Linked DNA regions of Homo sapiens: region 2 is linked to region 1. Evidence: chromatin loops called from intact Hi-C (ENCODE). Cell type or tissue: Calu3. All regions are shown on one strand. Each heading gives the region's core, and the rest is flanking DNA. Links, peaks and the distances in the headings are about the cores only. Region 1 overlaps RSPO4 (R-spondin 4). Region 2 has its middle 18 kb from the start of FAM110A.

Region 1 (16,054 bases), core at 797-5,796:
TTTTATTTCCTTTATTTCTTCCACCTCCATTCTCCTCTCCTTTCTCCCTCCCTCCTTCCCTTCCTTCCTCTTCTTTCTCACTTATCTTTTATCTTTCCTTTTCTTTCTTCCTGTGTTTCTTCCTGTCCTTCACCGCATCCTTCTCTCTCTCCCTCCTCTTGTCTCCCTCTCACACACACTTTAAGAGGGACCATGAGCCTGTGCCCTCCCCTGCAGCTTTCTCTATCTACAACTTAAAGAAAGCAAACATCTTTTCCCAGGCCTTTCCCTGACCCCATCTTTGCAGAGAAAGGGTTTCCAGAGGGCAAAGCTGGGACACAGCACAGGTGAATCCTGAAGGCCCTGCTTCTGCTCTGGGGGAGGCTCCAGGACCCTGAGCTGTGAGCACCTGGTTCTCTGGACAGTCCCCAGAGGCCATTTCCACAGCCTTCAGCCACCAGCCACCCCGAGGAGCTGGCTGGACAAGGCTCCAGGGCTTCCAGAGGCCTGGCTTGGACACCTCCCCCAGCTGGCCGTGGAGGGTCACAACCTGGCCTCTGGGTGGGCAGCCAGCCCTGGAGGGCATCCTCTGCAAGCTGCCTGCCACCCTCATCGGCACTCCCCCACAGGCCTCCCTCTCATGGGTTCCATGCCCCTTTTTCCCAAGCCGGATCAGGTGAGCTGTCACTGCTGGGGGATCCACCTGCCCAGCCCAGAAGAGGCCACTGAAACGGAAAGGAAAGCTGAGATTATCCAGCAGCTCTGTTCCCCACCTCAGCGCTTCCTGCCCATGTGGGGAAACAGGTCTGAGAAGGAAGGGGCTTGCCCAGGGTCACACAGGAAGCCTTCAGGCTCTGCTTCTGCCTGATGGCTCTGCTCAGCACATTCACGGTGGAGAGGAGAATTTGGGGGTCACTTGAGGGGGGAAATGTAGGGAATTGTGGGTGGGGAGCAAGGGAAGATCCGTGCACTCGTCCACACCCACCACCACACTCGCTGACACCCACCCCCACACGCTGACACCCACCCCCACACTTGCCCACACCCATCACCGCACTCGCCCACACCCACCACCACACTGCCCCACACCCACCACCACACTCCCCCACACCCACCACCACACTCGCCCACACCCACCACCAGTGACTTGAGCATCTGTGCTTCGCTGTGACGCCCCTCGCCCTAGGCAGGAACGACGCTGGGAGGAGTCTCCAGGTCAGACCCAGCTTGGAAGCAAGTCTGTCCTCACTGCCTATCCTTCTGCCATCATAACACCCCCTTCCTGCTCTGCTCCCCGGAATCCTCAGAAACGGGATTTGTATTTGCCGTGACTGGTTGGCCTGAACACGTAGGGCTCCGTGACTGGGACAGGAATGGGCAGGAGAAGCAAGAGTCGGAGCTCCAAGGGGCCCAGGGGTGGCCTGGGGAAGGAAGATGGTCAGCAGGCTGGGGGAGAGGCTCTAGGTGATGAAATATTACATTCCCGACCCCAAGAGAGCACCCACCCTCAGACCTGCCCTCCACCTGGCAGCTGGGGAGCCCTGGCCTGAACCCCCCCCTCCCAGCAGGCCCACCCTCTCTCTGACTTCCCTGCTCTCACCTCCCCGAGAACAGCTAGAGCCCCCTCCTCCGCCTGGCCAGGCCACCAGCTTCTCTTCTGCAAACGTTTGTGCCTCTGAAATGCTCCGTTGTTATTGTTTCAAGACCCTAACTTTTTTTTAAAACTTTCTTAATAAAGGGAAAAGAAACTTGTAAATGCTTCTTGAGCATCAAGAGGGTGTTGCAAAACCATGATACTGCTGAGTTTGGAGTAGCAGAATTTAAAACATGTGGAGTGGTTTTCACAGGAATGCTTGGGGCTGAGAGGGGTCAGAGTGTATTGGGGATTGGGGTGGGGTTTCAGCTTGGGGGGAGCTGATAAAAGAGGAGGGGCCCTCAGCCCCTCCAGGCTACTCTCAAGAAGCAGACTCAGCCAGAGGCAGAAGAGGGTGACACCTCGATCCCCAGAACCTCGCAGTTTCACGAACCAGATGTCTCAGGGACCAGGGGTACCTAGGAGGTTGACAGTCCCACGGGGCCATCTAAACACCCTGGGCTGCTGGTGAGAGTGGCCTTGGCATTGGGAGGCACAGGTGGGAGCTCCAGCCTGTCACCAGCTATCTGATGGGGTCCAGGTCAAGTCACTTCCCCTTCCGGGGCCTCAGTTTTCCCATGTGATGAATGTGATGAAGAGGAAGCCTGGCTAAATTAAATCTATTGCCGAAATCTGGAAGACCCAACAACAGAATCCCCTGGGGAGCCTTTTAGAAATTCAGGTTTTGGGGCCCTCCCCCAGATCTATTCATTGCAAACAAGTTTAGGAGCAGGCAGTGAGAGCAAACATTCTTTCCAGGACAAGCTGAGGGGAGAGGTGGCTCTCAGATGACTTCCAGCTCAGAGGGCTGAGTCTAGATTTGCAGCTGCAATTCTGATTCTGACCTCAAGGCTCAATGATCTGATTCTACAGAGTTTAGTCTGTATGTGTGTGTGTATGTGTGTGTATCTTTTTAATTTTTTTTTTTTTTTGGCAGGGTCTTGATCTGTCACCCAGGTTGGAGTGCAGTGGTACGATCACAACTCACTGCAGCCTCAAACTCCTGGCCTCAAGCAATCCTCTTGCCTCAGCCTCCCAAGTAGCTGGGACTACAGGTGTACACCACCACACCCAGCTAATTTTTTATTTTTTGTAGAGATGGGGGTCTCAATATGTTACCCAGGCTAGTTTTGAACTCCTGGCCTCAAATGATCCTCCCACCTCAGCCTCCCAAAGTGCTGGGATTACAGGCATGAGCCACTGTACCCAGCCCCTATATAAATAAATATATATATAAATATATATATATATACACACACACACACACACACACATACATACACTATATAGTGTTTTCTGTTAAGATTCCAGTTTTAGGATGCTGAACGTTCTAATTTTCACAATTCTAAAAGACCAACATAAGGGTAGAAGTTTCCAGTACTGCAATTCCCTGGCCATGTTCTTTCTTCTTGGGGGGCCTGGTCCTCTGTCCTCAGCTGGGGGCTGTGGTGGTTTTTTAATATTTTCAAATTACAGGATGAAATTTCTTCAGGGCCTAAGCCCCTCCTATAACCTTTCCATCTCAGACGTTCCCTGCCCCCAGCTCCAATCCTTTCAAATCCCAGCCTCTCCCACATTCTCTGGAGGATTGAGGGGCCTCTCTGGGAAGGAGACTCTGCTGTCAGGTGGGCATCGCCCACTCCCTTCTTACAAGCCAAGCTTGGAGAAGTTCACAGAGAAGCTCAGAAACAGGGTGAGGTCACACAGCCAAAGAGAGGCAGTCTGGGCAGAGCCCAGGGGGAGGTTCCGCTGCTATTGGCCTTCTGGATGCTATGCCAGAGGGAGAGAACAACCCCTTGGCCAGAGCTGAGGAATCCCTGGTGGGTTCTTCCTGTCACCGCTTCCAACTGGGCCACACTAGGGCCCTCTCTGCAGTTCCCCCCACCCGCTCACTCCATCCTCATCCTCACCACAGCCCTGCATGTCATTCCCACATGCTGCCACCGGATGACGGCAGTCAACCAGGAACAGGTCGCAGCCAGGCTTGTCAAGGAGCGCATTTCTGAAACGGGGTCGTGTTGCGGTTCTCTCCTAGCAGGACTGGAGCAGGGTGGAGGGTAGCCGAGGGCAAGGGACAGGCTGCCTCAGACCGAAGGACTGACTGCCTCAGGCTGAAGGACAACAGTTGCAATGGGGACTTCAGCTGAATGGCCTTCTCAGCTGTGCAGAGAGTGTCAGACTCAGAGGTCCCTGTCCCAGGTCCTTCCTTGCACAGAAGGGAAATCTGACTCAGAGCATGACCTCCTGCCCAGACATCTGGCCCAGGTGACCTATGGGGATTACACCTCTCCATTTTCGCTTGGAAGAAAATTTCTTTTTTCTGTCTTTGTTTGTTTGTTTTTTAAGATGGGTAATAGCTCTATCGCCCAGACTGGAGGTCGGTGACATGATCCCGGCTCACTGCAGCCTCGACCTGCAGGGATCAGTTGATCCTCCCACCTCAGCCTCCCAAGTAACTGGGACTACAGATGCACACCACAATACCCAGCTATGTTTAAAATTATCTGTAGAGAAAGAGTCTTGCTATGTTGCCCAGACTGGTCTTGAACTCCTGGGCTCAAGCGATCCTCCTGCCTCAGTCTCCCAAAGTACTGGGATGACAGGTGTGAGCGACCGCACCCAGCCCAGAGGAAAATTTCAAGCCATCGTATGTGGACCTTCTAACTCAGGAAATGTGCATTCTTATAATACAAATAATAGTAATGATGAGGATGAGGATGATGACGTCATCTTATATTTATGGAGCACCTATTCTGCACCAAACATAGCTAAGCATTTCAGGTGCAATATCTAATTTCCTTTGCTTTTCTCTCTTCAGCATAAATCATAACTACCATTTTTCTACCAATTCCTCTTACTAACCTCGCATTTCCCACCTATCTCCTGCCACCTTCACAGCTACGTTGCCAGCTAACTTCTAGGAGGAAAAACTGAGGCTCAAGTTCAAGTCATTCAAAATCCATCAGTCTCACCCATTCATTCATTCCGTGAATATGCATAAAGTGCCTACTGTGTGCCTGGTACTGTCCTGGGTGCTGGTGATAAAGACCCTGCCTTGTCCTCCAAGCGTTCAGTCTGCAGACAGTCAATTCCAACAATGTGATAAGACCTTCCATGAGGACAGGATCTAGCATATCCTGTCTAAGGCATACAGGGGTTAGGGAGCTCCTCCTCCAGGACCAGATAGCCAAGCTGAGAATTAAAGAGTGCGAGGTGTTAATGAGATGGGTGGGGAGGGGGAGGAAACAGCACTTGCAAAATCCTGGAGAAGCTATTCATGGGGGCGCCAGCCCTGGAATTGCTAAGCCTCCTAAGCTGTCAGATCCTGGAACATGTGGACTCAGCCCTGGGGTCTGATGGCTCCCACTCAGCCCCCCATGACTCCCACCCTCACCCATAGCCATAGCCAACCTACCATCCACAAGGTGGAATGGATCCTCCAGCCAGACTTGTAGCTGAAGAAGCCTTCTCGCAAGTGGGTCTTCTAGTCCTTGCTGTTTTACCCGCTGCCCCTCCTTACCCCCCACTGCAGAACCCTCCCAGCCACAGAGTCCTCCCATCGAAGGCCCAGCAGAGAGAAGCTGTCCACCTTATCCTGCCTGAACTCCTGATCCACAGAACCCAGGAACATGATAAAATGGTTGTTTGTTTATGCCTCTGAGGTTGAGGAGGTTGTTTCATGCAATGGACAGCTGGAATGGGGTTTATGGTGGCACCTCTCTCCTAGAGTGGGAGGCAGGGAAGTGAGGTGGGTAAGAGCAGACAGAAGATCACGAATCCCGTCGCCGCCAGTGACGCCAGCTATGAGCCTTTAGGCAAGATCCTGTATCTCTCCCTGTGCCTCAGTTTTCTCATCTTCTTTTTTTTTTTTTTTTTTTTTTTGAGACGGAATCTCGCTCTGTCGCCCAGGCTGGAGTGCAGTGGCGCGATCTCGGCTCACTGCAAGCTCCGCCTCCCGGGTTCATGCCATTCTCCTGCCTCAGCCTCCCGAGTAGCTGGGACTACAGGTGCCCACCACCACGCCCGGCTAATTTTTTCTATTTTTTGGTAGAGACGGGGTTTCACCGTGTTAGCCAGACTGGTCTCAATCTGACCTCGTGATCGCCTGCCTTGGCCTCCCAAAGTGCTGGGATTACAGGCGTGAGCCACCGCACCCGGCCCAGTTTTCTTGTCTTTAAAGGGGGATAATAAAAGTACCCCTCTTGGTGTCACTGTGAAGTTAAAATACGTGAATACATGAGAAAGGCTTCATAATAAGTACTCAATACAATTTTTAAGATGATTATATCTCTTTCATTTCTTCATTCAACAAACATTTCCTAAGCACTAACTCTGAGCCAGGAACTGTGCCAAGCATTTCACATTAAAAACTTAAATTCATCCTCCTCAGAGCCATCTGAAGTGGGTTCTATTATTCTTTCCACTTTTTACAGAGGGGGAATCCGAGGCTCAGAAAGTAAGTAGTGGAATGGGAACTCAAAACCCTTGCCCTCCACCAGGCGACTACTCCATGAGCGGGCATCCACAGGCACAGTCCCACTCAGCCTGAGAAGATGAGCCTCAGGGAGAATCAGCGTGTCCAGAGCGGCACTGCCGTGTCGTCGGCTCAGCGCTGTCCCCGTGTGGCAAAAATGCCTCATCCAGAAAAGGAACTCCAAACACCCTTACTCAAATTAGATGACAATAAAGCCACACAGAGCTACCATTTTCCACCTATCTGATTGGCTAAGAGCCATAAAAAAGAAAAAAAAAGAAAATGAAACCACAGGGCCTGGGCTGGGTGGGGGTAAGCCGCCACCCTCCCCTACCTTCCTCAGGAGAGGGTGACTTGACCCAGCCTCTACAGAAGGTGAGTTGACATCTATTCAAATCACAGCGCACATGTCCCCTGACCCAGCAATCCACCTCTAGGGATTCATCCTCCAATTAGCCTGGCCCAGGGCCAGGCGCAGTGGCTCACGCCTGTAATCCCAGCACTTTGGGAGGCCGAGGCAGGCGGATCACGAGGTCAGGAGATCGAGACCATCCTGGCTAACATGGTGAAACCCCGTCTTTATTAAAAAATACAAAAAAATTAGCCGGGCACGGTGGCGGGCACCTGTAGTCCCAGCTACTCAGAAGGCTGACGCAGGAGAATGGCGTGAACCTGGGAGGCAGAGCTTGCAGTGAGCTGAGATAGCGCCACTGCACTCCCGCCTAGGCGAAAGAGTGAGATTCTGTCTCAAAAATAAATAAATAAATAAATAACAATTAGCCTGGCCCACATGCTGCAGAACAAGTGTACCTGCTTACACAGCTGTTCCCTGCAGTCCTGTGTATGATCACAAAATGCTGGAAACATCCTAAATATCTAGAGGACAGGCATTGCGATACAATGTCACAGCACTCAGTGCAACACCGCATGGCCGAGAAGCACCACGAGGAAGGATTTGACACAATGACGGGGCAGTCCCTGAGACGAATTGCCAAGTGAAAAAAGCAAGTTGCAGAACAGCGCGCATAGTAAGCCCCCACGCGGGGGGACGGGAAGGAGGGAAAATACACGTGTGTACGATTCATGAATGCACAAAACCTACAGGTGACAAAACACTCTAGAAACCAGTAACAGTGATGGCTCTGGGTGGGGAGAGGTTAGAGTGGATGGAAAGAGAGGAGGCTTACCTTTATCTTTGGTCCCTTTTGAATTTTTAGCCATGGGAATATACTACCAAGTCGAGAAAAACAAAAATGAAATACTTAGGAGACATTTTGAAAACTGATCTTTAAATACTCTTAATAAGGATTTAAATGGCTTTGACATAAATTCCAAAATGAGGCATTTTTCGGAGAGTGCCTTGAAGACAGACACATCCTTTAGCTTAAGAAGTGAGTCTCCACATTTAACCCCTGGGTGTGGTGCCCCAGCTGCCTGCCAAAGAGTGAGGGTCCAGCCCTGGGGTGAGCCGCTGCATGCTGTAGCTGTCCCAAGATCCACTTCCTCTCGTCCACACAGGTCCCACCCATCTCCACCTGCTGCACAGGTGTAGTATTAAACTTCTGCTAACACATGGTCCAGACAGACTCAGGGGTGGTCTGTACCTATGCTCACTGGGGTCCCTCAGTCCACCCCAAAGTGGAGAAGATAGAGTCCCCCAGCAAGTCACACGACCTGGGTGTGTATCAGAGCTCTATGTGCAGCTGGCGGCTTGACTTTGGATGAGTCGCTAACCCACTGAGCCTCCCTTTTTGCAGCTGCAAAGGAGACAGAAGCAATAAGTCGCCTTCCCAGGGGTGGTAGAGGACGAAATGATATGAGGCATGTAAAGCCTTGGCACACAGTAGGGCTAAGTAATGCTCATGCTCAATATTCTAACTCCATTCATTCTTTCATTTGCTCATCAATCCCCTTGACCCCCAGTCGAATCTGTCCTTCAGCCTAGACATTCCTTCTCCAGGAGGCCTTATCTGATCCGCCATCTCTTCCCCAATCGGAAGTCACTCTTCCTCCTGTGACCCCATCTCCCTCCTGTGATCCCATCTGCCTCTGGTGATCCTATCTCCCCCATGTGACTCCCTCCCTTCCCTCCTCCGAAGCGCCATCAGATACCTTGGACCATGGCAGATCTCTATTCAGTCTAAGTCCTGTCACTGTATGGGCCACAAGAGAGCGGCACTGACCAGGAAGCAGAAGGAGCCAGGCCTGAATTCAAGGCTGGAGAGAATACACGCACCGCTCACAGCTGGGCGGCCCTGCTGTGCACCGGACACCTTGCTGCGTGCCAGGCACCTGGCTGAGCACTCTGCATGGTTTCGCTCATCGGAGCCTCGAGGGTTCCCCATGAGAAAGGCACTACTATCGCCACCCTTCCATCATCCCCCATTTTACCTGCTGTATCGTATTTATTTTTTTACTTGGACTTAGGGTGCCAAGACCTGGGTTAAACATCCTCATCAATTCTGCAAACTGTCTGTTGCACAGTTGGATTGAATTGGATTTCGCTCTTGATGCTCTTCTGCCCTTTCCCCTCCCCCTCCCCCCAGGCATCTGCTCCTGTGAGTCTGTTCTCTGGGCTTGAATGTGTGTGAATCCTTTTAACGCGTGTAGGGATGTTCTGTAGCTTGTGAGTTTTTTTCATTCATAGAAATGGGCCGGGCCTGGTGGCTCACGCTTGTCATCCCAGCACTTTGAAAGGCTGAGGCGGGTGGATCACCGGAGGTCGGGAGTTCGAGTTCAGCCTGGCCAACATGGCGAAACCCCGTTTTTACTAAAAATACAAACATTAGCTGGGCGTGGTGGTGCATGCCTGTAATCTCAACTACTCCGGAGGCTGAGGCAGGAGAATCGCTTGAACCCAGGAGGCGGAGGTTGCAGTGAGCCGAGATTGCGCCACTGCACTGCAGCCTGGGCGAAAAAGTGAGACTCTGTCGCAAAAAAAAAAAAAAAAAAAAAAAAAAAAAAAAAAAATCACAGAAATGGTCGTGTGCTACAGATTTCCCCGTCTTCTATTTTTTTTTTCTCTCATGCACCTGGTGTTTTTTATTTTTACTTTTTGGTTTTCTTTTTCATCTGGTTTTTTATTCATTTTATTCTTGTATTTATTTATTTATTTATTTTTATTATTTTTTTGAGATGGAGTCTCACTCTGTCGCCCAGGCTGGAGTGCAGTGGTGTGATCTTGGCTCACAGCAGCCTCAGTCTCCCAGATTCAAGCAATTCTCCTGCCTCAGCCTCCTCAGTAGCTGGGATAATAGGTGCGCACCACCACACCTGGCTAATTTTTGTATTTTTAGTAGAAATTGGGTCTCATCGTGTTGGCCAGGTTGGTCTTGAATTCCTGACCTCAAATGATGCACCTGCCTCAGCCTCCCAAAGTGCTGGGATTCAGGCATGAGCCACCGCACTCATCCCTTATCTGGTATTTTTTAGAGGCCCCTGCAGTTTGCTTTTCCTGGCATCTACATGGATTCTCACCTACTGCTCACATCCTCAAACACCATCACAGTGACCCATGACCTCGAATGGGCTCCTTCTGGAGCTGCAGGAGAATTTCTCTGGGGTATACACTCAAGAGGAAAATGCCTGGGTCATCAGATATACTCTTTCTTAGGCTCTTAGGTACTAAACCAGTCCAAACACCCAGCAGCAGAACATGGAATTCCCATCGCCCACACCCTCATGAATACTTGGAAGTTCCTGACTCTACTATTTGCTAATCCAGGGAATGGAGGTAAAGGGTGTGCCTCACTGCTATTTAGCTCTTGTTTCTCCGACTACTACTGAGGTTGAGCATCTTGTTGCTTGCTTGTTTGCCGCATTTTACAGGTGAGGCAACTGAGGCTCAGGGCCCTAGGTCGTAGGAGGTGGAGCCAAGCACACAGCCAGGTCTGTGAGAGGCCGAGACCCTGCTCTGAGTCCTCACACTGGGGAGCCTCCTCCACATCAACAGTGATGCATTCATCATCCAACAGTTCAAGTATGATTGCTCGCACCTTCATGATCTTAGGGGACTGTGGTAGGGGGCAATGGCTTTGAAAAAGCAGAAGCAATTCCTGCCCATTAATCCAATGACAAGCAAGAGGAGCTGTTCAGGAGGCTGGACCTCACTGTCGGGCGGGGCAGGGAAGGTACTGGGGCATCAAGAGGGGTCTGCGGATGGCCAAGCCCACCCATCATGTTGAGTGGACACAAAGGAGGAAGCAGGAGCCGCCAGGACCGAGGGCATAGAGGGTGTCTCGTCCCATGTCAGGGCTGGTGCAAGCTAGACTTTCCCCATTCCTTCTCTGACCTTACCTCCTGCCCTCTCCTCCTTGCCCCACCCACTGGCCTTTTTCTTTCATTAAAAACACCAAACTCATTCTGGCCTCAGGGCCCTTGCACTTGCTATCCCCTCTGCCTGGAATGCTCCTCCCCCAGATCTCCACATGGCTAGTTCCTTCTCTCCCTCTACATCTCAGTTCAAATGTTACCTCTTCAGATGCACTTGCTATCCCCTCTGCCTGGAATGCTCCTCCCCCAGATCTCCACATGGCTAGTTCCTTCTCTCCCTCTACATCTCAGTTCAAATGTTACCTCTTCAGAGAGGCTTTCCCTGATAACCTTCTTTAAATATCGTACCCCCTCCAAATCATTCTCTATTTAGTGCCTTGAAAATGTTTTCTTCCTAACTCTTATCATGATCTAAAATTATTTTCTTTACCTGTTTACCTCTTTTTTTTTTCTTTTGAGACAGTCTCACTCTGTCTGCAGGCTGCAGAGTAGTGGCACGATCTCAGCTCACTGCAACCTCTGCCTCCTGGGTTCAAGTGATCCTCCTGCCTCACCCAAATCTCATCTCAAATTGTAATCCCCATAATTCCCACATGTCAAGGGTGGAACCTGGCGGGAGGTGATTGGATCATGGAGGCAGTTTCCTCCATGCTATTCTCAAGATAGTGAGTGAGTTCTCACAAGATCTGATGGTTTTAAAAGGGACTCTTTCCCCTTCACCTCCTTCACACGCTCTCTCACCTGCTGCCATGTAAGACGTGCCTGCTTCCCCTGCTTCCCCCTTCTGCCATGATTGTAAGCTTCTTGATGCCCCCCCAGCCATGCAGAACTATGAGTCAATTAAACCTCTTTACTTTATAAATTAGCCCATCTCGAGTAGTCTCTTTATAGCTGTGTGAGACTAGACTCATACAGCAGTTATTTCCAGTTTTTGGTGATTATGAGAAAAGCTGCTGTAAATATTTGCCTACAGTTTTTCTTTTTAAAACACAAACTTCTCTTGCATTACTCTTTGTACCTAAGAGTAGGACAGCTGGGTCATTTTATAAGAAATTACCAAACTGTTTTTCTAAGTTCCAGTTGTTAGATACCCTCTCCAGGTATTATCAGTTATTTTTCATGTTAGTCTTCTAACAGGTATGTAGTGGTAGCCCGTTGTGGTTTTAATATATGTTTCCCTGATGACTGATAACATTGAGTATCTTTTCATGTGTGTTTTTGCCATCAATATCTGTTTTTGGGTGAAATGTCTTTTTAAACCTTTTTCTCATTTGTTATTGGATTATTTGTTCTTATTATTGAGTTGTGAAAGCACTCAATATATATTCTGGATATGAGTCTTTTATCAGATATGACTTTTGCAAATATCTTCACCTAATCTGTGGCTTGTCTTTTCATTTTCTTGATAGCATCATTTGAAGAGCAGAAGTTTTGAATTTTGATTAAGTCAAATTTATCTTTTTTTCTTTTACGGTTTATGCTTTTTGTGTAGTACCTAAAAAAATCTTTGCCTAACTCAAGGTCACAAAGATTTCCCTTCCATGTTGCTGTCTGGAAGTTTTACAGTTTTAAGTTTTACGTTTAGATTTATGGTAGATTTCAAGTTAATTCTTGTATATGGCAGGGGGTGGAAATTGATATTTTTTTAAACATATGGATGTAAAATGCAATTTCACTTCTAGAAAGTTATTCTACATATATTCTCCTACAAATGTACAAAATGGGTATGTATTGCAACCTTCCTTTAAAGAGCAAAATGTTGGAAACAGCCCCTGCTCATCTCTTGAAGACTGGTTAAGGGGCTCTTCCCCCTTTGCTTCTTCACACACTCTCTCGCCTGCTGCCATGTAAGATGTGCCTGCTTCCCCTTCTGCCATGATTGTAGGTTTCCTGAGGCCTCCCCAGTTACAAGGAACTGTGAGTCAATTAAAACTCTTTCCTTTATAAATTACCCATCCCTGCAATTGGCCCATCTATGCAATGGTGAACCATAAAGACACAGAGCTGGCATCCAGCTAGCAGCCATATACTACTGTAGGGTTGTGCACTGCTCGGGCCCATCCTGATTGGTCAGTTGAAAGTTGTGTAATATTCTGAAACCATCTTCGCCAAGCATCCAAAAAAAAAAAAGAAGCACTTTATGGAGTGACATAGGAAGATCTCTAAAGGGTATTGTTAAAGTAACAAAAGGACAGTGTGAAATACTGTGTGTGAAGTTTGTCATCACTGGGTAAAAAATTCCTATGTGTGCATACCGTATCTCTGGGCAGATTCTCAAGAAATTGGTGACAGGGTTTTTGCCTCGGGGAAGAGGGGTCTGGGTGTCTGGAGGGCAGGGGTGGGAGACAGGCTTACTGTTACCTATGACCCCTTTTGTACCTTTGAAATTTTATGCTATGGATATGTACTATACATTCAGAAAGTAAATACAAAAAGAAAATAAAACCAAAGAAACCCTACTTTCCTGGGGGTTCCTGGTCCTCCTTCATGTTTCTCTTTAGCTATCACAGGACACAGTGGCTCTGCCAAGCCAGCTTGATGGAGAATGCCTGTTTCTCAGATGGGGAAACTGAGGCTCGGAGCAGGGCTGGCATTCCCAAGGTCACCTGGCCTGAACCCAGCTACCTCAGGTATCCCCCAGGGCCAGGGGGGTTGAGAACCAAGGAAGAGGCCCTAAGTCCCACCTCTCAGGGACTCAGAGGGAGTCATTTAAGGCCCCACTAAGAGCCAAGCCCATCTGGAAGCTATCGCCACCCCAACCCTGGGCTGTGGAGGAGGGGAGGGCGGCGACCCCAGACTGTGAGTGCATCTGTTCCTCATCAAGGCTCGTGCTCTGGACTGAGTGCCAGCCTTGGAAATCCCACTTCACATCCAGGCCAGGCCACCCTCATACCAGCCACCCTCCCCAGTGGGACCCGAACAACCCCACGGTGCATGTGGAGAAACAGCCCAGAGAGCTGCAGGCGGCAGTGGGTTTCTAGTTCCAGTTGGCACGTTCCTTTACCTCTCAAAGCTCCAGGTTCCCTGAAGCTCTCTGCACACTCAGTACAGCCTCCAATGAGCAACATCTGATATCTCCCAACATCCCTCCTAGTCTCTTTATTATTATTTGGGCTGGAGGTGCCCAAATAATACCAACAGCTAATGTGCCCAGCACCCTTTCCAGCACTGAGCATATATCAACTCATCTGAACTTTACAGCAGCCTTCTGAGCTACGTGCTCTTACTAGCTTGGCTTTTCTGATGACCCAGCTTATGCTCAGAGACATCAAGTAATTTATCCGAAGTCACACAACCGGCAGGGGACACAGCCAGGATTTGAATCAGGGCACAAGGCTCCAAAGCCCTCACTGCAAAGCACTCCTCCATGCACCCAAACCTCTTCCCCGTCGATCGCTGATTCTTGCGGGTGCCTGTGATGGTGTCCACCGACATGAAGATAAACACTGATCCCAGCCAGAGCTGACCGACTGAGAGACACGCATCTATTGCACGGCTGTGAGATGAGTCTCGACCCTCTGGCCACCTGGAACTGATCGGAACAAGAAAACAAGAGAGGCAAGGAGGCTGGGGACTGCCAGGATGGAAGAGTGAGGGCAACAGGCATCCTCTCACATGGGGGCTGGAGTCTAGAACAGCCTGCGGGAGAGGAGGGGATTGACAGGACCCCCAAATGTAAGGAGCACATGCTGCCCGTCAGTCTCATGTCCAGAAACCTGCCTTAGAGAAATGTGCCATGCGCACAAAGAGGCGCTGAGGAGGACTTTCCCTGAAGCCCTGTTAGGAGGAATCTGGCTGCAGCCCAGATGTCCATCAGAGGCAGTTGGCTGTACTGATGGCGGCCCAGCCACACGGTGCAAAGCGATGCAGCGATGACGAAGCTTGATGTAGGGCTCACTCATTGCGCCAACAGGGCTCCGTCCAGAGCCCATTGTGCAGCAGACAAAGGAAGCTGCAGGGCAGTGTGCATAGCGCAGCCATGCGTGGGAGCAGAGCCGTGAGTGAATGGACGGAACACAACCTAATTCTTTGCCTTATATCCTTCTAGAACTTTTTTCACAGAATTAATCATTGCGGTATCAAAATTAGAAAGAGAGCAGGCATGCCATGCCGTGCCTGGCACATGGTAGGGGCTCCGTGTTTTGAACCTCTGATGACTTGTTTGGTGCTGGGTACAGCTGTGAAGAGGGATGTCAGGGTCCTCGTTCCCAGATTGTGGCTCCCAAGGCCTGACTGAGAGCAACTTTGAGGGAAGTGGCAGGAGAGGTGCAGGGAAGCTGGGGCAAGGGAACAGTGGGAGTCTGGGGGCTGAAGTCTTACAGTGGATTCACTGAGGGCTTACGATGGCTCAGGCGCCATTCTAAGTAGGACATCTTCCAATATCAGTCCCATTTTACAAATGGAGAAACTGAAACCCAGAGGGCTTAACTCACAGATAGTAAATAACAAAGTTAGGCTGCAACCCCAGGCCATCTGACATCAAACCCCATGCTCCTAATCACTATTTCCGTCCAGCCCTGAGGAGTGGCTGACGGGCTGCCCAACTCACCTTCCACCCACAAACCTCCTGCCCAGTCTGAATGCTGGCCCGGGAGCCTGAAGACCGGCTGGTGACCCACTCGTTCTTCTGCTCCTCCGTCACTTCCAATGTGGGATGACAGCAGCCAGCAGCGGGTGGCCACTCAGCCAAGGGGGCTGGGAGTGATTAGGGCCAAGCCAAGTCTTCTGGATAGAGGTGCCTTCTACATTTTAATCAAGCGGAGCACAGAAAGACCAGCTCAAGTTGCTGTTCTTCAGTAGGGCTGGGCTGGACTGGAGGAGAGAAGGGCACGCAGTTAGGAAAGGGGAGAGAAGTGGTGGGGGGATGGGGCAGGAGCTACGATGAGATAGGGAGGCAGAAGGAATGCGGAGGGCCCCTGGGTTCTGAAGACCAGTCCTCCTGGAGTTAGCAGACAGTCCTGGGGTTTCGTCTCCTTCCTGTCTGCTTCCTCCTCTCTCCGGCTTTCAAAATATCTACCCTAGTAGACATGTAGGCTCAGGGACAATTTCAGGTCCTGTCTTCTCCTACTGATGGAAACTTTCTTTTTCAGGGGAGTAAAACTGGGGTCCCTGCAGAAGGGTGTCTGGGTGAGGAGCACTGGAAGGCTTGAGCAGAGAGGGCCTGGCTGCATCCCATGGCGAGAGGTCCAGTCCCATTTCCCACCCCCACTCCAGGCAGAACATCCGTGGGGTAGATGAATGCTGATCCCCAACACTGACAGAGAGGTGACCAGATGGGAAGCAACCAGGCCAGTCTGAAAGCCAGAAGGGGCCTCAGAACTGTAAACCAAAAATAAAATTACAAGCCCCCTAACTGACTGAATGGACCTCCCTCTCGGCCAACGGGACCCAACAAACCCTGAAAATCTAGTTCAGGCCATGATGGAAAGTGGGGATCAGGCATGCCTCATACCCTCCTCCCTTTGGAATTCAGGCACAGTTGACCAGCATTATCATGAAAACAGAGAGCTTGGCAGGTCGTGGTGGCTCACGCCTGGAAGGCCAAGACGGCGGCAGATCACCTAAGGTCGGAGTTCAAGACCAGCCTGGCCAACATGGTGAAACCCCATCTCTACTAAAAATACACAAATTAGCCAGGCGAGGTGGCACACGCCTGTAATCCCAGCTACTCAGGAGGCTGAGGCAGGAGTATCACT
Region 2 (16,054 bases), core at 5,696-10,695, 140 kb after region 1:
GCAACCAGTGGTCTGTTTTCTTTCTCTCTAGTTTTGCATTTTCTAGACAATCATATAAATGTAACCTTTTGTGTCTGACTTTTTTCACTTGAGGCTAGACTAGAGTAACATTGTTTTATTTCCATTTCATTATTTTTTCCTATTATGTTTCTACTTGTGGCAGATGAAACTGGTTTTCCATTTACAGAGCTGGTATAACATTTCTTTTTAAATTAAATCTATTTAAGTGAAGGAGAGTAAGTTCACTTAAGAAATAGTAAGTGGAGTTGGCTACAATTACAAAAGTGGACTGACACAAGTCACTGGTATTTGGGAAACCCACATTGGACACGTGGGGGAACCAAGGCCCAGAAAGCGGAGGTGACCTGGCCTGGATCACACGGAGCAGGTGGCAGAAGCCGAAGGGGACAGATGGAGAAGGCTGGGGGGAGAGGTTTGGGTCTCCCCTAGGGTTGGGGGTGGGGACCCTCCCCTCCCCAACACTGCAGCCTGTGCTGACAGAGAGGTCGAAGGTCAGAGGCTGAGCCTGACAGATGGGATTTTGCTGGGGAAGGAGGTTCCCGAGGGTGGGGATTTGGCCTTTGTCCTCATAGCATGCAGACCTCTCCTAAAAGGAAACGACCTTGTCCCCGTGGGCACTGCCCAGCCCCAGATGGCAGGGCCAGGCCAGAGGGGCGTTGGAGGCAAGGGAAGGCAGAGCCCCTCCTGAACAGGAAGGTCATGGCCTGGGACAGAGTCTTTGTGGGAACTAACACCCAAGACCCTCTACCCAGGGCTGGCACAGGCCTTCCCAGCTTTCAACCTGACTCTCTGCTTCACATGCAAATCAGATGCAAATGAGTCAACAGGCACTGGGAGCCCCGCCTCCCTTCCTCTCTGCTGGGGCCCCACAGGCAGGCGGGTCCAGACACCCAGGACTTCCAAAGCCAGGGCCTGTCTGCTCAACACCCTCAGACCCTCCACAGGGGCCGGATATGAAATGGGCTCCCCTGGTCCATCTCTGCCTGGAGGCTGCATCAGAGCCTGGGCTGCTCCTGCCTGTCCCCACCCATCCTCCACCCAGCACAGGCGGACCTTTCAGAATATAACTCCTATCCCATCCTCTTCCCACTCAGAACCTTCCACTGGCCTTCTGCGGCTCAGGCCTGCCCTCCCATCCTTCCCCTCTCTTGTCTCCTCTGGGACCTCAGACCTCCTCTAACCGAGCCTGTGCCTGGTTCTGTCCCTCAGCGCCCAGCTGGTGCTCACTTTGGGGCCTTAGCACAGGCTGTTGCTCCATCAGGAACACCCTTCCCCTGGTTCTTCTTCCCCTGCAGGTGCCTTCTCATCCACCTCTCAGCTGAAATAAAGTCACCCCTCAGCAAGGCCCTCCTAATGCTCTCTTCCACAGCAGCTCCTGTCAGTCCCTCCCACCACGAGTGGCATCTTAAATTATTTCATATGTATGTTTGCTTGTTTTTCTTTGCCTCCCACACCCCAGTATAAGTTCCACAGAGGCAGCAGCCTTGCCCCATTTCCAGTGCCTAGAATACTGCTTGGGACATAGTAGGTGCTCAGTAAATATTTGTGAGTAAATGAGCCAGGCACGGTGGCTCATGCCTGTAATCCCAGCACTTTGGGAGGCTGAGGTGGGTGAATCACCTGAGAGGTCAGGAGTTCGAGACCAGCCTGGCCAACATGGTGAAACCCCATCTCTACTAAAAATACAAAAATTAGCCAGGCATGGTGGCTAGCGCCTGTAATCCCAGCTACTCGGGAGGCTGAGGCAGGAGAATCGCTTGAACCTGAGAGGCAGAGGTTGCAGTGAGCCGAGATCACACCATTGCACTCCAGCCTGGGCGACAAGAGTGAAACTCCGTCTCAAAAAAAAAAAAAAAAAAAAAATTGTGAGTAAATGAGTTAATGAAGGACCAAATGTGCATTCTGAGCCCCCCGAAGAGGCAGACATTTATGAGTGGGAAGCGTAGTAGTAATGATCCCTTATTCATTCAACAAGTGTGCCGCACTACTGCTATGTGCCAGGTGCTGCAGTAGGGGATGGGGGTACAGTGGTGAGCAAGACAGATTCGCTGTCTGCTTTGTACGTCCACAGCTGGAGGGAGGCAAAGGCCAACAGGGCACTACAGTGCTGAGTGATCCTGGGCAGCTGTGGGGCCCAGGAGAGAGTCCCTTAATCCATTCCAGGGACCAAGGCAGGCTTCTAGGAGGAGGTAACATCCTGGCTGAGGCTCAAAGATCAAGCAGGAGGGAGGGAGGGGAACAAAAACAGGCTTGGGGCTGGGGTAGGAGGGAAGCTGGGTCATGGAGGTCGCGAGAGTCCTCAAGGCCCTGTTTGGCGTGGGAGTGGGGACAGAGTAGGAGACCCTGTCCTGGCCTCACATATCCCCTTCTTACAGGCAAAAGTGCAGTGCCCAAAATCAGAGCAGGGACAGGCCCACACCCTCCAGCCCCACTGTCTAGTGCCCTTCCCCCTGCCACTGGCCTTGTAGGAACACCAGATCTTTCTCTGGAAACTTCTGGAGCCTCAGCCACCTCCATCACCTAGGGAAGGGGTCACCCTCTGGCTCCCCACGCTGCAGATGAACCCTGGCTTAAATAACAGTTACCCCAACCTGGAGAAAGTGACCCCCTTTCTGAGTCCCTTTCAAGTCTCATCACATCCGTGAGAAAATGTTCTTTGCTGCTGCCCTGTCTTCAGATTTAGTAGCCACTGATCTCCTATTTATGTCAAACAGAGAGCAGGTCTCCACCCACAGCTCTGGGCCTGACACTGTGTCCATTTCCAGGGATCCTTTCTATTTATAACAGAAGATAACTTGCTTGTCACTTGGTATATCGAGTTTCCTTTTACAATAAATCCACTGTCAACTGTAAAACACAATTTAGGGGAATTGCCACTGGGGAAATCCATTGTGGATTAAATATTAGATATCTTTGACTGATGCAGACTAAAGTATTTGGGGATGAAAATTCATGATATCTGTAATTTACATTAAAATATTTCAGAAAGAAATAGATGAAGCAAATATGGCAAAATGCTAATGTTATATCTGAGTGTTGGGTATATAATTCAAAATTATATAGACACACTCTTCTGTGTGTCTAAAATTATTCTAATTCAACCTAAGTGAGTTGATTTAAATAAAACATTGGCCAGGTGTGCTGCTCCTGCTTGTAATCCCAACACTCTGGAAGGCCAAGGCGGGAGGATCACTTGAGCCCAGCAGTTTAAGACCAACCAGAGCAACACAGTGAGACCCCCATCTCTACAAAAAATTAAAAAATCAGCTGGGCATGGTGGTGCATACCTGTGGTCCCAGCTACTCAGGAGGCTGAGGCGGGAGGATCACTTGAGCCCAGGAGGTCAAGGCTGCAGTGAGCAGTGATCGTGCCAATGCACTACAGCCTGGGTGACATAGTGAGACTCTGTTTCAAAAAAAGAAAGAAGAAAGAAAGAAAAGAAGGAAGGAAGGAAGGAGAGAGAGAGAGAGAAAGAAAGAGAGAGAAAGAAGAAAAGAAAAAAAGAAAGAGAAGAAAGAAAAAGAAAGGAAAGAAAGAAAGGAAGAAAGAAAGAAAAGAAAGAGAAAGGAAGGAAGAAAGAAAACATTCTGAGAACAATCTTCATGGCTGACCCTGGGTATGGCCAAAAGTGTGAACATGAAATGAGAATGGAAGAAGACTGGGAAAGGCAGAAAGAACCTTCTGGGCTGGGAAAGCCAGCCCTGTATCTGGGAGGCACACAGGCCCTCCGTATCTATCTCCTCCCTCATCTGCAGCCCCTTCCCCTGGGCCCCCCTGATTCTCCACCGCAGCCCTGGCACCTGGTGCTCTAAGAAGCTCTTCTCCGGTACATCTGCTCTTGGGTTTGGGGCCAGGGGTCCAGGCATTTGTCCTCTCACTGTCCACCTCATGGGACAGGCAGGGAATGTGAGGTCCAGGCCTGACCCAACTTCCCTGTCCTGGGGCCTGGACTCTTCCTAAGGACCCAGGACAGAGTCCTGCAGAGGGAAGAGGAAGGAGAAGGCTGAGGGTGCAGAAAGAGCCAACAGCAAGCCTTCAGCCCTCAGCCAGCTAGGGTCATACACAGAGGTAGGGGACAGGGCCCCAGAAGTCTGAGGTCCCTGAGATCAGAGAATCGCAGTGCAGGCTGTAACCCGCAGCCCCGGCAGGAGAGGGTTCTCCCCTCTGTAGCTGTGTCCCCTCCGTCAGTGCTGCCCCAGTTTCCCCAGCTCAGGAGAGGCACCCTCCACTCATTGCTCAAGCAGAAGCCTCAAAGTCACTCTCAACTCCACCTTCACCCCCAAATCCAGTCGGGTCCCCCTCTTCAATGTCTCCCCTTTTATTCACTTAGTCAACAAATGAATCTTAGTTTGGGAGGCCGAGGCAGGCAGATCACTTGAGGTCAGGAGTTTGAGACCAGCCTGGCCAACATGGCAAAACCCCGTCTCTACTAAAAATACAAAAATTAGCCGGGCGTGGTGGCGGGCGCCTGTAATCCCAGCTACTCGGGAGGCTGAGGCATGAGAATCACGAACCCCGGGAGGCAGAGGTTGCAGTGAGTGGAGATCGTGCCACTGCACTCCAGCCTGGGTGACAGAGTGAAACTTTGTCTCAAAGAAAGAGACAGAGAGGGAGGAAGGGAGGGAGGGAGGGGGAGAGGGGGAGGGGGGAGAGAGCGGGAGGGAGGGAGGGAGAGACAGAGAGAGGGAGGGAGGGAGGAGTAGGAGGAGAGAGGGAGGGAGGGAGAGAGAGAGAGGGGGGGAGAGAAAGAGAGAGGGAGAGAGGGGGAGAGAGAGAGAATCGCAGGCGCAGGTTCCCCTTTCCCACCGGAATGGATTTTTTGGTCAAATCCGTCAGAAGGCGACCTCTGCTGGCGAGTTTTTAAAACTGCAATCCCTCCGGTCGCCTTAAAGGACCAAGAACAAGATCCCGCCAGCTGCATAAAATCAGAAGCTGGGCCCGGCGCGGTGGCTCACGCCTGTGATCCCGGCACTTTGGGAGGCCGAGGCGGGCGGATCACGAGGTCGGGAGATCGAGACCGTCCTGGCTAACACGGTGAAACCCCGTCTCTATTGAAAATAAAAATAAAAAAAGATACTAGCCGGGCGTGGTGGCGGCGCCTGTGGTCCCAGGCCCGGGAATGGCGTGAACCCGGGAGGCGGAGCTTGCAGGGAGCCGAGATCGCGCCACTGCACTTCGCCCGGGCGACAGAGCGGGACTCCGTCTCAAAAAAAAAAAAAAAAGAAAATCAGTCAGAAACTGGTGGGGCACGGTGGCTGACGCCTGTAATCCCAGCACTTTGGGAGGCCAAGGCGGGCGGATCAAGAGTTCAAGACCAGCCTGACCAACATGGAGAAACCCCGTCTCTACTAAAAATACAAAATTAGCCGGGCATGGTGGCACATGGCTGTAATCCCAGCTACTCAGGAGGCTGAGGCAGGAGAGTCGCTTGAACCCGGGAGGCGGAGGTTGCGGTGAGCCGAGATTGCGCCATTGCGCTCCAGCCTGGGCAACAGGAGCGAAACTACGTGTCAAAAAAAAAAAAAAAATCTGAAACTACGCCCCACCCCTCACTCATTCTACAGATGAGGCTATTGTGACTCACCTAGAATTAAGCTCTGGTCTCCTCCACCACTGCCCCTGCCGGCCTCCCAGCAATTGTTTTCCACAGCTGCACAACACCCTCTGGAAGGATGCTGCCATGCTGCCTGGCTTGCGCCTACCTCAGGCTTCGGCACTCCTGACACCCCAGAGTAGCCCCTACCCTCCCTCCCTAGCTGGGTGGGAAAACTATGCCCCATCCTGGGCTGGACTTTCCATCCGCTGCACCCCTGGATTCCTATCCTAAAGTCTGGCATCCATTTGCCATCCACACACCTGGAAGCTGCTCACCTGCCCAGTTTCTCCCGCTTGGGTAAAGGGACTATTCCTGGATCTGTATCATGTGCAGATGGCCCCAGCCTCCCCCCATCTCCAACCCCCAGCATGCCTTAGGCTGTCATTATTCTTCTCACGGGACAGGGCCAAGAAGAGGAAAGGAGGTCCCAGGTGTGGTCTGAGCAGAGCAGAGGGGGCTGTCACCTCCCTTGAGCTGCACGTAAGACTTCTATTGATGCAACACAAGATAGCATTTAATTTTTGTTGTTGTTATTGTTCCTTTTTTTTTCTCTTTTCCTTTTTTTTTTTTCTTTGAGCCGGAGTCTTGCTCTGTTGCCCAGGCTGGAGTGCAATGGCGCAGTCTAGGCTCACTGCAACCTCTGCCTCCCAAGTTCAAGCGATTCTCCTGCCTCAGCCTCCTGAGTAGTTGGAACTGCAGGCACGTGCCACCACACTCTGCTAATTTTTGTCTTTTTAGTAGAGGCAGGGTTTCACCGTTTTGGCCAGGCTGGTCTCAAACCCCTGACCTCGTGATCCTCCTGCCTCAGCCTCCCAAAGTGCTGGGATTACAGGTGTGAGCCACCGCTCCCAGCCTTTTTTTTTTTTTTTTTTTTTTCATTTTTTAAAGTAATTTTTAATTTGTGGTTATATAATAGCAGGGTTACAGATTCCTGGAAAGTTAAAATGTTTCAGTTTAGTCTAAAGTCCCCTTTGGGGGCCCGGTGCAGTGACTCACGCCTGTAATCCCAGCACTTTGGGAGGCCGCAGCAGGCAGATCACCTGAGGTCAGGAGTTTGAGACCAGCCTGGCCAACATGGTGAAACCGAAACCCTGTCTCTACTAAAATAAAATACAAAAATTAGCTAGGCGTGGTGGCGGGTGCCTGTAATCCCAGCTACCTGGGAGGCTGAGGCAGGAGAATCACTTGAACCTGGGAGACAGAGGTTGCAGTGAGCTGAGACTCTGTCTCAAAAAAAAAAAAGAAAATTAAAGTCCCCTTTGATCACTCCTCATTTTCCTTTTTGTCCCCTGCCCCTCTCTACACACACAATAACAAAAGTAACCACTGTTGTCAATTCGACATTTACCTTTCCAGATTTTCCCTGTAGATGTGTATGTGGTAAATACACACTCCCCAAACTAATATGTAGAATTTATGGGAGGCTGAGGCGGGCAGATCACGAGGTCAGGAGTTCGAGACCAGCCTGACCAACATGGTGAAACCCCGTCTCTACCACAAATACAAAAATTAGCTGGGTGTGGTGTCACACGCCTGTAATCCCAGATACTCAGGAGGCTGAGGCAGGAGAATTGCTTGAACCTGGGAGCCGGAGGTTGCAGTGAGCCGAGAACGTGCCACTGCACTTCAGCCTGGGCGACAGACTGAGACTCCGTCACACACAAACACACACACACACACACACACACACACGCACAAAGGAATTTATTTGTGGAGATTTTTTTTTTCACATAAATGGGATTATACTGTACATATTTATCCTGGAAATTCCTTTTCTTATTTTTTTTTTTTAGATAGAGTTTCCCCTGTCAGCCTCCCAAAGTACTTGGGATTACTTGACCTCGCCAAGTTTTGGGATTACAGGCGTAAGCCACTTCACCTGGCCTATCCTGAAATTTATTTTTCCCCTCTGTTCTGGGCTTTTGGGCTCAACTGTGGGCATAAGGGGGTTTTGGCTTTGCTGGGATCTGCATCAATGCTGCAGGCTCTTAGGGGAGCTAAACGGTCCTTACCTGGCGTGGAGGCCCCCTCAGAAGGCCCTCTCTCTGCCTTCTTCTCCCACATGTCCTTTTACCCACTCCCCTTTCTTCCATCTCCCACCTTTTTCTCACCCTAGCATTAAGGCCCCACACAAGCCATTGGTGAAAAGGTCGTTAAGTCACCAGATGCTTTTTTTAAAAGGTTTGTCTCCAGAATGTGGGCTCCCTGCGCCTCCTGGTGGCTCCTTTGAGTAACTGCAGCGGCACTGTCAGCCCCTAATCCATTCATTCATCCTTCAATCCCTCCACCCATCAATGCCTTCACCAAGCACTGCCCACCTACTGACTACCGCGTGAACCCTCTCTGTGCGAGCCCTGGGAGAAAAGACACGGAATGGAATATCTCTGCCCTGGACACTCTCCCGCTAGAATGTGAGCTCCACCGTGACCTGCCAGAAGAGTCTACAAGTTGGAGGGAGCAGCACTTTGTGCTGAAACCCATGGTCCAGGCACAGCTCCTTTGGAAGGCAATTGGGTGATCTCTCTCAAGTTCACTGCCGGGAATTAATTCTGCAGATATTCTGTCCATGGGCAAAATGACAGACTGACAGAATGTTTATTGCAGTATTGTTTTTGTTTGTTTTTTGAGACAGATTTTTGCTCTTGCCCAGTTGGAGTGCAATGGCGAAATCTAGGCTCACTGCAACCTCTGCCTCCTGGGTTCAATAGATTCTCCTGCCTCAGCCTCCCAAGTAGCTGGGTTTACAGGAGTGCGCCTCCACGCTAGGCTAATTTTAGATTTCTAGTCGAGACCAGGTTTCACCATGTTAGCCAGGCTGGTCTCGAACTCCTGACCTCAAGTGATCCACCCATCTTGGCCTCCCAAAATGCTGGGATTACAGGCGTGAGCCACCGCACCCGGCCTGCGGTATTGTTCTTGATGGCACATGGTAAGCACCTAGTAATGGCAGTGGGCGACATTTGTCCTGGTGCATCTGGATAATGGAACACCATGCGCTAGCGGAAGGAGCCCCACCTGCCCTGCAGGTTCACCTCTGACCTCGCCTTTCCCTCACTCTACTCCAGCTATCCTGCTCTCAGAGCCAGCACCAGAGACAGCTTGCCACCTTTAGGTCTTGCCAGTCATCCTCCTGTGATCCACTCCTCCTCAGAGGGGCTCTACTGGCTGCCCCCACCCTGCACCTGTCCCCACTCGGTCCTCCCTCCACTCCAGGTCCCTCTCACTTTTTTCCTACAGAAAGCATCTTATAACATACTAAACCATGTATTTATTTATTTGTTGTATTTATTATCTATTGTCTATCTCCTTACACTAGAATGTCATCTCTCCAATGGAAAGGACTTTGTTTATTTTGTTCAGTTTTATATCCCAAGCACTTCTCATAGTGCCTGACATAGAGCTGACGATAAATATCTGTTGAACAAAGGAATGAATTCAAATGAATGAGTGAAGCCAATGAATGAGTGTCTCAATGTACAGAACACAGAAAGATCTGTAAGACATATAAGAGGAGAAAGGAAGCTGCAAAGTGATGTGTGTGGTGTGCTCCCCTGCATAAATAACATGGGTGGAATGCTGTTCTGTAAACCTAAGGCCGGGCTCAGTAGCTCACGCATGTAATTCCAGAACTTTGGGAGGCCAAGGCAGGCAGATTGCTTGAGCTCAGGAGTTCAGGATCAGCCTGAGCAACATGGCAAAACCCCATCTGCACTAAAAATATAAAAATAGTAGCCCAGCGTGGTGGTGCACATCTGTGGTCCCAACTACTCAGGAGGCTGAGGTGGCAGGATCACTTGACTCTGGGAGGCAGAGGTTGCAGTGAGCTAACATCGTGCCACTGCACTCCAGCCTGGGCAAGAGGTGACAATGAGACCCTGTCTCAAAAATAAATAAATAAATAAATAAATAAATAAAAATAAACTTATAATCGCTCAAAAAAATAAAGTATATTAAATAAATAGCAACAGGCCGGGCACGGTGGCTCACGCCTGTAATCCCAGCACTTTGGGAGGCCAAGGCGGGTGGATCACCTGAGGTCAGGAGTTTGAGACCAGCCTGACCAACATGGTGAAACCCCATTTCTACTAAAACCACAAAAATTAGCTGGGCATGGTAGTGCACACCTGTAATCCCAGCTACTCGGGAGGCTGAGACAGGAGAATCACTTGAACCCAGGAGGCAGAGGTTGTGGTGAGCCGAGATCGCGCCATTACACTCCCGCCTGGGTGACAAGAACAAAACTCCATCTCAAAATAAAAATAAAAATAAAACAAACAAATAAACAACAACAAAGTTTATAAACATTTCTGGAGATTACAAGGAAGGGAGAAATACATTGGTTTGGGGTTCATTCATTGATGTATGCAACAAGCATTTCTTAGGCTCCCAATATATACTGTTTGTATTAGATAAAGATATAAGGATAGGTTTCTTTGGAAAAGGTGGCATTTGAGACTGGCTTTGAAATATGGATCAGATCCTGCCAGAAAGAGACAGGCAGAAAGGATATTCTAATGGAAGGATCAGTATGGAAATTTTGGTGGCTCAGACGTACTACAAATACTTACAGAATTATTACCAGAAAGGGGTACCAAACCAGACCCCAAGACAGGGTTTCTGGACCTCACACAAGAAGGAATTTGGGGTGAATCCATAGAGTAAAGTGAAAGCAAGTTTATTTAAGAAAGTAAAGGAATAAAATAATGGCTACTCCATAGGCAGGGCAGTGGCATGGGCTGCTCAGCTGAACATACTTATAGTTACTCCTTGATCGTATGCTAAACAAGGGGTGGATTATTCATTGTTTTACCAGGAAAGGGATGGGCAATTCCCAGAACTGAGGGTTCGTCCCCTTTTTAGACCATGTAGGGTAACTTCCTGACGTTGCCATGGCATTGGTAAATTCTCATGGTGCTGGTGGGAGTGTCTTTTAGCATGCGAATGCATTATAATTCCTATATAATGAGCAGTGAGGACGAATCGAGGTCACTTTCATCCCCATCGTAGTTTTGGTGGATTTTGGCCGGCTTCTTTTACTGCATCCTGTTTTATCAGCAGGGTCTTTGTGACCTGTACTTGTGATACCAGTCCTGCCAAACTCCTATCCCATCCTGTGACTAAGAATGTCTGACCTTCTGGGAAAGCAGTTCAGTGGGTCTCAGCCTTATTTTACCCAGCCCCTATTCAAGATGGAGTTGCCCTGGTTGGAAGGCTTCTGACAGAATGGTAAGCAGTTCTGGTTGTAAGTAGCAAAGCCTAAAGTACAAGAAAAACATGGGCCAGGCATGGTGGCTCATTCATATGATCCCAGTAATTTGGGAGGCTGAGGTAGGTGGATCACTTGAGGTCAGGAGTTCGAGACCAGCCTGGCCAAGATGGTGAAACCCGTCTCTACTGAAAATACAAAAATTAGCTGGGCGTCATGGTGCATGCCTGTAATCCCAGCTGCTCGGGAGGCTGAGGCACGAGAATCACTTGAACCTGGGAGGCAGAGTTTGCAGTGAGCTGAGATTACGCCACTGCACTCCAGCCTGGGCAACAAAGCGAGACTCCATCTCAAAAAAGAAAAGAAAGAAAGAAAGAAAGAACACGTGAGAAAGTGTGGGGAAAAGAAAGAGAAATCAGATTGTTACTGTGTCTATGTAGAAAAGGAAACATAAGAAACTCCATTTTGATCTGTATTAAGAAAAATTGTTTCTGCTTTGAGATGCTGTTAACTTGTAACTTTATCCCCAACCCTGTGCTCACAGAAACATGTGCTGTATTGGATCAAAGTTTAATGGATTTAGGACTGTGCAGGATGTGCCTTGTTAATATGTTTGCAGGCAGTATGCTTGGTAAAAGTCATCGCCATTCTCCATTCTCTGTTAACCAAGGACACAATGCACTGTGGAAAGCCACAGGGACCTCTGCCCAAGAAAGCCTGGGTATTGTCCAACGTTTCCCCCAACTGAGACAGCCTGAGATATGGCCTCATGGGAAAGGAAAGACCTTACCATCCCCCAGCCCGACACCCATAAAGGGTCTGTGCTGAGGAGGAGGAGTGAAAGAGGGAGGCCTCTTTGCAGTTGAGATAAGAGGAAGGCTTCTCTGCTCATCCCTGGGAATGGAATGTCTCTGTGTAAAGCCGACCATTCCCATTCATTCTATTCTGAGATAGGAGAAAACCGCCCTGTGGCTGGAGGCGAGATATGCTGGCAGCAATACTGCTCTGTTGCTCTTTGCTACACTGAGATACTTGGGTAAAGAGAAACATAAATCTAGCCTTCGTGCACATCCGGGCACAGTATCTTTCCTTGAACTTACTCATGATACAGATTCCTTTGCTCACATGTTTCCCTGCTGACCTTCTCCCCACCTGTTGCCCTGCTACACTCCCCTTGCTAAGATAGTAAAGATCATGATCAATAAATACTGAGGGAACTCAGAGGCTGGCGCCGGTGCGGGTCCTTCGTATGCTGAGCGCCAGTGCCCTGGGCCCACTGTTCTTTCTCTGTACTTTGTCCCTGTGTCTATTTCTTTTCTCAGTCTCTCATCCCACCTGACGAGAAATACCCACAGGTGTGAAGGGGCTGGCCCCCTTCAATAAAGCTGTCACGGTTTATTGGTCCCAGTTGAGAAAGGAATTATATGTGAGGTTTAAGTAGTTTTCTTAACTTGGTAAGCAACAGGGAGTCTTTGAAGGTTGATATTAAGAATGTATTCTTAAATTTAAAATTAAAATAATATAAGACCAGGCACGGTGGCTCACACCTGTAATCCCAGCACTTTGGGAGGCTGAGGCAGGCAGAACACTTGAGGCCAGGATTTCGAGACCAGCCTGGTCAACATGGCAAAACCCTGTCTCTACTAAAAATACAAAAATTAGCCAGGCATGGTGGCGGATGCCTGTAATCCCAGCTACTCAGGTGGCTGAGGCAGGAGAATCACTTGAACCTGGGAGGCAGAAGTTGCAGTGAGCCAAGATCACACCACCGCACTCCAGCCTGGGCGATAAGAGCGAGACTCCATCTAAAAAAAAAAAATTAATTTAATTTAATTAAAATTAAAATTAAAATAATATAAGAGGCCCCTGTGAGACTATGACCTGCAGTGAGACCACAGCATCAGGGCTGTGGGTCTGACCTAAGGAGGAACTTCCTGCTGTGGTTTGGAGGGGAGCATCCCTGGGAGTCAGGGATTGGGGACAGGAGAGGCCTCCCTACTAGGGGCCTGATGGAGAACAAGCAATCCCTACTAGACCTCCAGCTCCCCTAAGGAGCAAGTTCTTGTGTCCCTGAGCCCTGACAACCCAAAATAATCAAAAGTGGCTGCCCAGCGAGGTGTCAGAGCCTCAGCATTGGAAAGTGGTCCACTCGTGGATTAGTAAGGAGAATTTACTGCTGGGCATGGTGGCTCATACCTATAATCCCAGCACTTTGGGAGGCCAAGGCAGGTGGATCATTTGAGGTCAGGAGTTCAAAACCAGCCTGGCCAACATGGTGAAACCTCATCTCTACTAAAAATACAAAAATTAGCTGGACGTGGTGGTGGACGTCTGTAATCCCAGCTACTCTGGAGGCTGAGGCAGGAGACTCACTTGAGCCCAGGAGGTGGAGGTTGCAGTGAGCCAAGATCATGCTACTGCACTCCAGCCTGGGCAACAAAGTGAGATTCCGTTTCAAAAAAACAAAAAAAGAAGAAGAATTTATGGATAATAGTATTGGTTTGAAAAAAGGAAAGTTTTATTAGAAAGAAAGAACTCTGTAGAAGAGTGCAGGCAAGAATCTCAGCAAGATAGGATGGAGAGTGCCAAGGTGGATTTTTCCTCAGGGGCATTTATGCACCTTAAAGCAGGAGCTTAAGGATAATTTGGTCCACATTAGCCACATAGGTCACGCTAAATGATTACATTTGTAGACATTTTCCTGCCTTGATGTCAGCAAGGGTTGCATAATGAGTTTCAATATGCATGCATTCCAGAGATGTTTAGAAATGCTACTTACTGCAAATCAAGAGTTATCTGAGACAAGTCTCAATCAATTTAGAAAATTTATTCTACCAAGGTCAAGGACACACCAGTGACACAGCCATAGGAGGTCCTGATAACATGTGCCCAAGGTAGTTGGGGCACAGCTAGGTTTTATACATTTTAGGGAGACATGAGACATCAGTCAGCAAATACGTAAGATGTACATCAATTCCATCCAGAAAGGTGAGACAACCTGAAGTGGGGAGGGGTTTTCCAGGTCATAGGTAGATAAAGGACAAATTGTTACATTCTTTTGAGTTTCTGATTAGCCCTCCACTGAATATGCAACTTGCAGGAATAGTCACTTATGCCTTAGTCTGGCTTAGCGAAGCAATAGGGCAAAGGAAGCCATCAGATGTGCATTTGTCTCCCATGAGCAGAGGGATGACTTTGAGTTCTGTCTGTTCTAGGTACACAAGGAATTTCCTTGTGGGAAAATTGTGAGGGAGGTATGTAGCTTTTTAAAATCTTTGTAGCTATCTTATTTAGCTATCCCATTAGAATGGGAGGCAGGTTTGCCCGATGCCGTTCCCAGCTTGACTTTTCGTTTTGGCTTAGTGATTTGAGGGTCCCAAGTTTATTTTCCTTTCACATTTCCCCCCTTTTCTTTTTAAAAGCATTTTAGAAGAAAATTAGCCTCTGGTCTCAGGTTTTGTCTGATCTCTCATGACTAGGACAGTTTATTCATAGACAGGTAGGTTCCACATTATTAGGAAAGCTCGCTTTAGCAGGTTGTGAAGTCTCACGTCCTAAGAGAAAATGGGGGAGGAAAGGAGAAAAACAACAACAACAACAATAATCCTGGGAAATCAATATAGGCCATATTACTCTGAAGTTCATACACCAGTAGGCAGGTATGAAAGTAGCTTATGTATGTAAATAGATTGTCTAGCTTTAGTTCACAGGGCTTTAGGAAAGCACAGTTTAATGTTTGGTGATTTCTAATCAGGAAAAAATGTGGGGGGAAAAGGAAAGGAAAAAAGAAAAAAAATGAAAAAAATTATTTTGGGGACTTGTGACCAGGAAAAATTTTAGAGTTTAGTCCAAACTATAGAAAATAATAAAAATTTAAAAACACTAAGTGAGACTAAAATCTAACAACAGGTGTACTATAGGTGATTTTGAAACATAATTTTTTCTCTCTCCAGTCCCCTTTCACTGAGGACAAATTATAGAACAAAATTCATTTGCAAAATAAGTTTCTGTCTTATTATATTTGGCTGGAGTATTTGCATAAAATCATCAAGAATAATTATTTGCCATATAGGCTCCTTGTTTTTTTTTTAATTGGCTTTGCTGGAACTTTATTCCATAAGTAATCTCACATTCGACTTTAATGTCTTAAGCCCGGCCTGTGCCTGCAAATACCTGTATTAATTGGATGAATTCCTCACCTCAGGAAGACTTTGGGCTCCTGGGCCTGTTAGAAAGTGACACTCTTTACTTACCACAGGTCAGGAACCTGTACAGGGACTGTGTAGACAAGATAGGAGGCCAGCTTTCCCAAGATGCTTTTATTAGCTCTGTAAGTCAACTTTGATTCCTTAAAGGAGTCTGCATCTGATAGCATGTTGTTCCAGTCAAAACCTTGGTAAAATCACCACTGTCCCCAATTATGTCCTCTTACAAAAGAAAACAGATTCTTATTGTACTTGTGCAGATAACTATATTGCTATAAGTTAAGAATACTCCCAACTAGTTTCCAAATTTTAGAGAAACCAGATAGAGAGAAATATGCTCCAAATTTTGTTTATAGGAGTATAATTTCCTCAATTGTTAAAAGCTATAAATACAGAACTTGCCCTGCAGAGAAAGATAAAAGAAAAAAAGAAAGAAGATTATTTATTTGTTAATAATAATAATAATAATAAATTTTTTAAAAGCTCAAAATAAATGTTTTCTTGGCTCTGAAAAACAAAGAAAGGATTAGCAATGTTTTAAGCAAAAAGTCATAGAAGGATTATTTCAGTCTTCTATTAGTTCAGTCCATGCAGTTAACTCCTCTTCTGCTTGCTATTCATGTATATTTCAGCTCTCTATGGGAGTGTTGGATTTTTTTTCTCTATTTTAGTGTCACTATCTCCAAAACCTGTATTCAACAGCAACTGTCAGAGTCCTATGCTGATTGTAAAATCATCCTTTTGAAAAGGATAAAAGTAAAACAACTGTGGATGACAAAAGTTTTAGAAAAGTCATACTTAAAGACACAATTGACAAAGAAACTTGGTTACTTCTGTAGCATACAATAATTTTACATAATAATGATAATGATTAATAACATATACTAAGTCATTCATAATTATAGGATTTTCCCATAATTTTGGAACATATGCCAATAACATATTTATACAAATACAGCCCAAAGAAAGCCAAACACTATTACATATTTGACAATGCTTCCTGTATGATTTTTATGCCAAATAAGC

Evidence for each region. Peaks named below come from ENCODE experiments on the same cell type or tissue, not always from the same donor. Only the 100,000 strongest peaks of a DNase experiment are listed, where the experiment ranks them.
Region 2: it touches region 1 in a loop (23-fold over the local background); 107 of 110 quality-filtered maps call a loop at or near these places.

The regions. Positions count from the first base shown.
Region 1 is chr20:944,133-960,186 of GRCh38, reverse strand. RSPO4 (R-spondin 4) reads left to right here. Exons shown (of 5, transcript NM_001029871.4): 5 at 1-1,735. Among named protein-coding and RNA genes, the nearest start is that of ANGPT4, 36 kb to the right of the region's middle. RefSeq lists enhancers at 7,865-8,365, 14,332-14,941. In Calu3, for the core only: a CTCF peak has its summit at 3,542 (motif pointing right); a DNase peak (open chromatin) is centred at 3,586.
Region 2 is chr20:807,984-824,037 of GRCh38, reverse strand. No RefSeq gene overlaps it. Among named protein-coding and RNA genes, the nearest start is that of FAM110A, 18 kb to the left of the region's middle. RefSeq lists an enhancer at 261-792 and a silencer at 6,279-6,455. In Calu3, for the core only: a CTCF peak has its summit at 7,841 (motif pointing left); a DNase peak (open chromatin) is centred at 7,827.